2 separate regions of the Mus musculus genome follow, and region 1 is linked to region 2. The links are chromatin loops, found by intact Hi-C in ENCODE. Cell type or tissue: heart. All regions are shown on one strand. Each heading gives the region's core, and the rest is flanking DNA. Links, peaks and the distances in the headings are about the cores only.

Evidence for each region. Peaks named below come from ENCODE experiments on the same cell type or tissue, not always from the same donor. Only the 100,000 strongest peaks of a DNase experiment are listed, where the experiment ranks them.
Region 1: it touches region 2 in a loop (2.9-fold over the local background); 2 of 42 quality-filtered maps call a loop at or near these places.

The regions. Positions count from the first base shown.
Region 1 is chr5:77,309,032-77,311,935 of GRCm38, forward strand. Noa1 (nitric oxide associated 1) reads right to left here and starts at 1,055. Exons shown (of 7, transcript NM_019836.3): 1 at 1-1,055. The coding sequence starts at 1,025. It overlaps Polr2b (polymerase (RNA) II (DNA directed) polypeptide B), which reads left to right and starts at 1,453. Exons shown (of 25, transcript NM_153798.2): 1 at 1,453-1,599. The coding sequence starts at 1,581. In heart, for the core only: no CTCF peak of the experiment used is centred there; DNase peaks (open chromatin) are centred at 240, 1,140 and 1,400; H3K4me3 peaks cover 2,500 bases; H3K27ac peaks cover 1,813 bases.
Region 2 is chr5:77,406,334-77,409,237 of GRCm38, forward strand. It overlaps Igfbp7 (insulin-like growth factor binding protein 7), which reads right to left and starts at 1,712. Exons shown (of 5, transcript NM_008048.3): 1 at 1,207-1,712. The coding sequence starts at 1,681. In heart, for the core only: a CTCF peak has its summit at 1,452 (motif pointing left); DNase peaks (open chromatin) are centred at 408, 1,168 and 1,718; H3K4me3 peaks cover 1,317 bases; H3K27ac peaks cover 1,000 bases; H3K27me3 peaks cover 284 bases.

The sequences.
Region 1 (2,904 bases), core at 97-2,596, 97 kb before region 2:
TCACCACGGTAGCGCCAGGAGCGCTGAAGAGCAGAGATCATTTCTTCAACTCCATAGCCCGTCTTGGCGCTGATCAGTCGCACGTCCTTGACTACCGTGCGGGACCTGGAGGACGGATTCTGATTCTTTATCTCCTCCAGTGGCTCATCCCCGGCAGGGTACTGTGGTCCTTGATGACCAGGAGCCACCACGAGCCCGGCGCGGATGCAATCGTCCCACAGCCGCTTCCGCAGCCGCTTCAAGTAGCCGGGAGCGTCCTGGGGCAGCAGGTCCACTTTGTTCCCCAGCACGATGAGTTGCTTGGGGCCCACCAGCTTGGGCAGGTCGGGCAGCAGGGCGTCCGGCAGGTCTAGAAGATTCACCATATAGAGCACCAGAGCCGGCCCGGGACGCCGCAGCGCTGCGCTCACAAGCTCCAGGTACTGATCGCGGCTTACCTGCAGGCGCAGGGCTCGTCCGTGGTGCACCAGCAGCCAGCAGCGTTGGCACACGGTCCGCGCCGGGCCGCCTTCCGCCTGGGCAGCGTCGCGGAACTTCTCCTCCGGCAGGTAGCCCGGCAGGCCGGGATGCTGGCAGTGCAGCTCGGCTCCGCAGCCCGAGCAGTAGATGCCGCTGGGCGGCACCGAGGCGTCTGGAAACTCCGGGACAGGCAGCGTCCGGAAGCCCGCCCGCAGCTTCTGCTGAAGCCGCTCCTCCCGCTGCTGCAATCTCTCTCGTTCCTTCTCCTGCTGCAGCTGCTGCAACTCCCGCAGCTCCTGCAACTCCCGCACTTGTTCCTCCGGGGTCCGCTCCGGGACGTACTCCGGGAACAGAAAGCGTTCCTCCGTGTCCGGGCCTTCTGCATAGTCCTCGGTCGCCGTGGAGCTCGGGGGAACCCGACGGCCCAAGGATGATGCACGCTGGCGGATGGGGACCTCACACTTCCCCTCCAGAAGCCACCGTGCTGGGCCGTAGCACGCAGCGGCCGGCGCGGGGCCCCGCCGGAGCCCGCAGAGCAGCCCGCAAGCCAGGCGCGCGGGCAGCATGTGGACAGCGCGAGGAGGGCGGGGCCTCGCGCGCGCACGCGCGCTCGCGTCCGAGAAGTTCCTCCCCCAGCGACTAGACGAGAGGGAACTGTCCAACAGTGCGGCCGATTCTCGCACTCTCGCGATGACAGCTCTGAAACTCGAGAGTTCAGGCAGACGTGCAAAGGCACGGACTCGATAGAGCTGGGTGAGCAGAAGGTTCTCCAGTGCTCAGTCCACACGCGGAGCCATTTCTTTCATAAATCTTCAAACAAATCAAAACACGCAGCAAGAAACTTTCATTAGCGTAACCTAACTTCTGGCTAAGGAGCCGTCTGTCCTCAGCGGCAGCCAGCTAGTCATCACTCGCGCATGCGTAGTTCAAGTCCAGCCAGACCCTTTGCCAGTCGTCTGCGCAGGCGCAAGCCTCACACCCCGCCCCCTCGCTGAGACGCCGAGGATTCTGGGAACGTCGGAGACGGACATTGCTTGGTATCGCACTCTTGAGTTTGCCGCCGCGCTTCCCGTCTCCAGCTTTGCGATTCCGAGTAAGAGCTCCAGAAACCTTTGGCCAAGATGTATGACGCCGACGAGGGTAAGTGACCGCTTGAGGCACGCTTCACGCTATAGCCCCTTAGGCGGGACGGCGGGGGACCTGCAGCAGGGATCAGCGCCAGCCGCCGCATCCCGTCCGTGGCGCGCGGGCTCCCGGCAGCCTGGTTCCTACGATTTAGCCCGGGAACGAAGTGGGCTTTGCTAGCGGTGCAGGCTCGGGGTTCACGTTCCTGGGTCGGCTTGATTGCTCCCTACACGGCCTCCCGTTAAATCTGTAACCACCTTCCAGAATCGACATAGCGTAGCTTATTAACTAACATTTAGTTGTTTGATGTTGATTGATTTCATTTATCATTTCAGTCGACTTATTGAATAGCTATTATTATTATTATTATTATTATTATTATTATTAAACGGCACAGGGAATTGAACCCAGGGCCTGTCTGCACATACTCTGCTTCTGAGCCATATTTCTAGGCCCAGGAAGCTCAATTTTTGACCACGTCCTTGTGTTAGACATTGTTAAACTCTGGACGTATTAGGGACAAAGAACGGGTTCTGGGTTGACATTCCTTCACACTGTCTTCAGTTTAAGTAAACTGCCTTAAAAGATGGCCTTAAGCGGTCACTTCCCACGAGATGACAGTTCTAGGATGGTATGTTTTCCATTTTCACGAGGACAAAATGGCTTTTTACTTTTTGTATGAACACTTCTTAGTCCTACCCATTTTATTTTCATGTTGTGTGTGTGTTTTTTTTAAGCTCCCTTTTCTCTGATCAAAAATCATTTTATTCCAGCTCCCAACTTTGTGGCTGTCCTATGCATTCCCCTCCCTCCCCCTTTTCTCATGGAAACAATAGAAGCAAACGCTTTAACTTTTAAAATTGCTTCAATGTCTCAGACCCATTCATACCTCATTAGAATCTATTAGAATCGTTATATTCTTTTTAAAGTTATTCTTACTTGAAGGAAATTTAGGAGCTTTAAAACCATATGACATTTATTTATTTTGTGCATATGTATGAATGTGGGCGCACTCATGGGGTGTACCATAGAGGTCCTGGAGTTTGAATTCAGGTTCATGGCCCTCAGACTATATATTTCTGTAGAGCATATTTCACTCTTCAGATACTTTTAACAGGAGCGTGATGCTCAAACGAAGCTTTCTTACTGGACTGGAGATGTAGCCTGGTGCTCGTACTGCCTAGTGTGGGCCATGCTCTGCAGTCAGTCTTAGGCATGGAGGGGGTGGGGGAAGGTCATACTATTTGGAAAGCTGTACAGGGCATGGTGGGCATGAGTTGACTCTCTTTCAGAGTTTCTGAATCAAGGGGGCTGGAGAGA
Region 2 (2,904 bases), core at 91-2,590:
GGGAAAGATGTCTGCCTCTGAGACTCTGGGAAAGAAGTTTCCCCTTGGGATGTTTATAAGAAACTCTCAATATTTGTAATGAATTTGTAATGTTCATTTCCCCTCATGATGTGACTGTTGTGCAAGAGCTAAAGGGGGAAAATGGAGGTTTCTGTTGGAAACAGGGATATTTGGTCTGTGATTTTATAAACGGTGGTAATATCCTACATGGGTAACTGTGAGTTATACCACTTAAGGCTTTCAATGGTGAACTTTGAAGCGAATGGCACACAGCCTATTTGCATAGGGATTTCTGGGAAAAACTGTCAAGAAAGAACTGTTCCTTGGAAAGGCTGGAGAAAGCCTGAACTGTGTTCAAGATGCAACAGCTGACATTCCTCCCCTCCCCTCCTACCTTGGCTGAAGCCGGGGCAGCAGCTGCCAGAGCAGGACTCTAACTTTCCCTCGAAACGACTGCTCATGGAAAATGTTATTTCAGGCACTAGGAGTTAAAGTTTCTGATTTCTTTCTTCCCCCCAACCTCAGACTTTTTTCCAACTTCATTTGTGCAAGTTTGGATTAGTATGGGATACAATAGACAAACCCAATGTCAAAGCCATTCCAGCGGAACCTTGCATCCTGTGGACAAATTATGAAAAAACATAACCAAGGCCCGAGAAGAAAAACAACATGGTCAGAGGATTCACAACATCAAAGCGTTTGTGTTTCTTTTAACCCTCAAGTATAATGTTCTAGCTAGGTTACCGCTTGAGAATTGGAAACGCCAGTACTTGAATATTAATATGAACTTCAACTTAAAGAATTATCTTGTTAGTAAATCGACTTTCTGAACATCTTTCCTTTGCATTTTTCTGCTAACCCTGTCTACCCATCTTTCTGTACACACCCAAAAGAAAGAAAGAACGACGAGAAAGGTTTTTAAGAGTGTGGAGGCGTTTGAAACTTGCCCTGCAGGCTAGTTGGGTAAACTGTGCCTCGGAGTCTCGGAAAATCTTTTCTATATTTACACCCGTTACTGCGATTTCTCACTTTCTTGGCGCACACAGGCAACTCCAAATAAAACCATGCCAAGAGAACCAGGGAGGCGTTTCTCCTGGCTCGGGACACCGGGTTAGCCATCAACTCCTCCCTCCCGCGGGTCTCCAGGAATGCTCTGCGGCGGCGGGGGAGGAGGAAGGAGTGGGCGGGGAAGGCGCTGGTGCCCACCTTGCTCGCAGGTGCCCTTGCTGACCTGGGTGATGGCCTTCTCCCCGCGGCTCTCGGCGCGCAGGCTGGCAGCGCGCAGCTGGCAGCCGCTGGGGTAGGTGATGCCGTTGCTGCCGCACACCGGGTAGCGGCTCTTGCACACGCACACGGCGAGGGTCGCGGGACCGCCGGCTGCTGCCCCGGCTTTACCCTTCCGCCTCTTGCGGCTCTTCACGCACTCCATGCCCGGCGCGCAGTGCCCCCTGCCGGCCGCGCCGCCCCCGCACGGCTCACCCTCGCCGCGAGCACACACCGGGCAGCACCCGCACGCGTCGCGGGTCTCACCCAGCGGGCAGCCGAGCCGGGGCAGCGCGGGGCAGGAGGCCGGCACGCACGGGCCGCAGGCATCCGAAGAGGAGGAAGAGGAGAGGGGCAGGAGCAGGAGCAGCAGTCCGGCTGCACCCAGCAGCAGGGCGCGCGGCGGCCGCTCCATCATAAGGTGGCTGGATGCGAGCGCGCGAGTGAGCAGTCCGGGTCCCGGAGGCCAACCCTTAAAGCCGCTGCCCCGCCCGGTGCTCCGTGGGAGCCCTCCCCGGGGCGGAGAGTCAGCCCGCTGCCCGCCCCGCTTCGCCCGCCCGGGATCCGGCCTCCCGCCGTCGCCGTCGTGGGCATCCTCGCTGCCCTGGAGAGCTCGTCCCACGTCCACCATGCGTGCTGACCGGCTCCTGCTCAGCCCCCTGCCCCTGTCCTCACTCTGCAGCACTGGAGGGAACGAGCCTCCCGCGTCCTTTCCTGCTCATTTTCCAGATCCAGCTATTTTTTTTTAAACTTTTTTTTTTTAAACAACTAGGACTTTATGAAAATGCACTGTTTACTTCATTAAATTCTCGTGGGTCTGGGAAACCTGAGTGCTTTGTGGTTACTCTTTTAAGGACAGACTACGAAGGGAGTAGCGTTTGTGTCCTCTTTGGCTACAGGGCTGGTTTTCGATGTCATGTTCTTCTTTTTGGAACTTCATAATCTTGCTCTTCTCTCGTATCACCCAAGCTATCTGATGCTGAGTCGTTTAAAATTCTTTTTAAAAGTTATGGTTCTAGACTTATTTGCTTTTATTTTATGTGTATGGATGTTTTGGCTGCATGTATGTGTACATTATGTGTGTGCCTGGTGCCTCCGGGGTGGTGGTGGTAGGGTAGAAGACCTGATACCCCGTTACTGGAGTTATAGACAGTTGTTAGACACCTTGTGTGTGCTAGGAATCGAACTCAGGTCTTGGATGTGAAGCCAGTGCTCCCTTAACTGCTAAGCCATTTTTTTTTAAAAGCATTTTTATTTTGTGTTTGTGAGTGAGTATGTATGTTTGTGGGTCCTCGTGCCAAATATGTGGAGGTTAGAGAAAATCAGCTGTGGGGCAGCTGATTTTCTCTGTCTACTATGTGGGTCCTAGGGCTTGAATTCTGCTTATCAAACTGGTTCCCAAACCACTGGCCTGGGTTAGTATTTAAAACACACAGAGAAGACCATTTAGAGGAAGGCTACTATTGGACCTGCGGGGACACTGGTCTTGTGTCCTGTTTCTTTAGGATATTTAGCAGTTTAGTGCTCACACATGTGGGAAGCCGTTGCAGAGTGGCAGTTACAGAGTGGCAGTTGCAGAGTGGCAGTTGGCTACTGCTGGCCACCACACATACATAGGCAGTAAAGGTTCTTTTGCCAAGA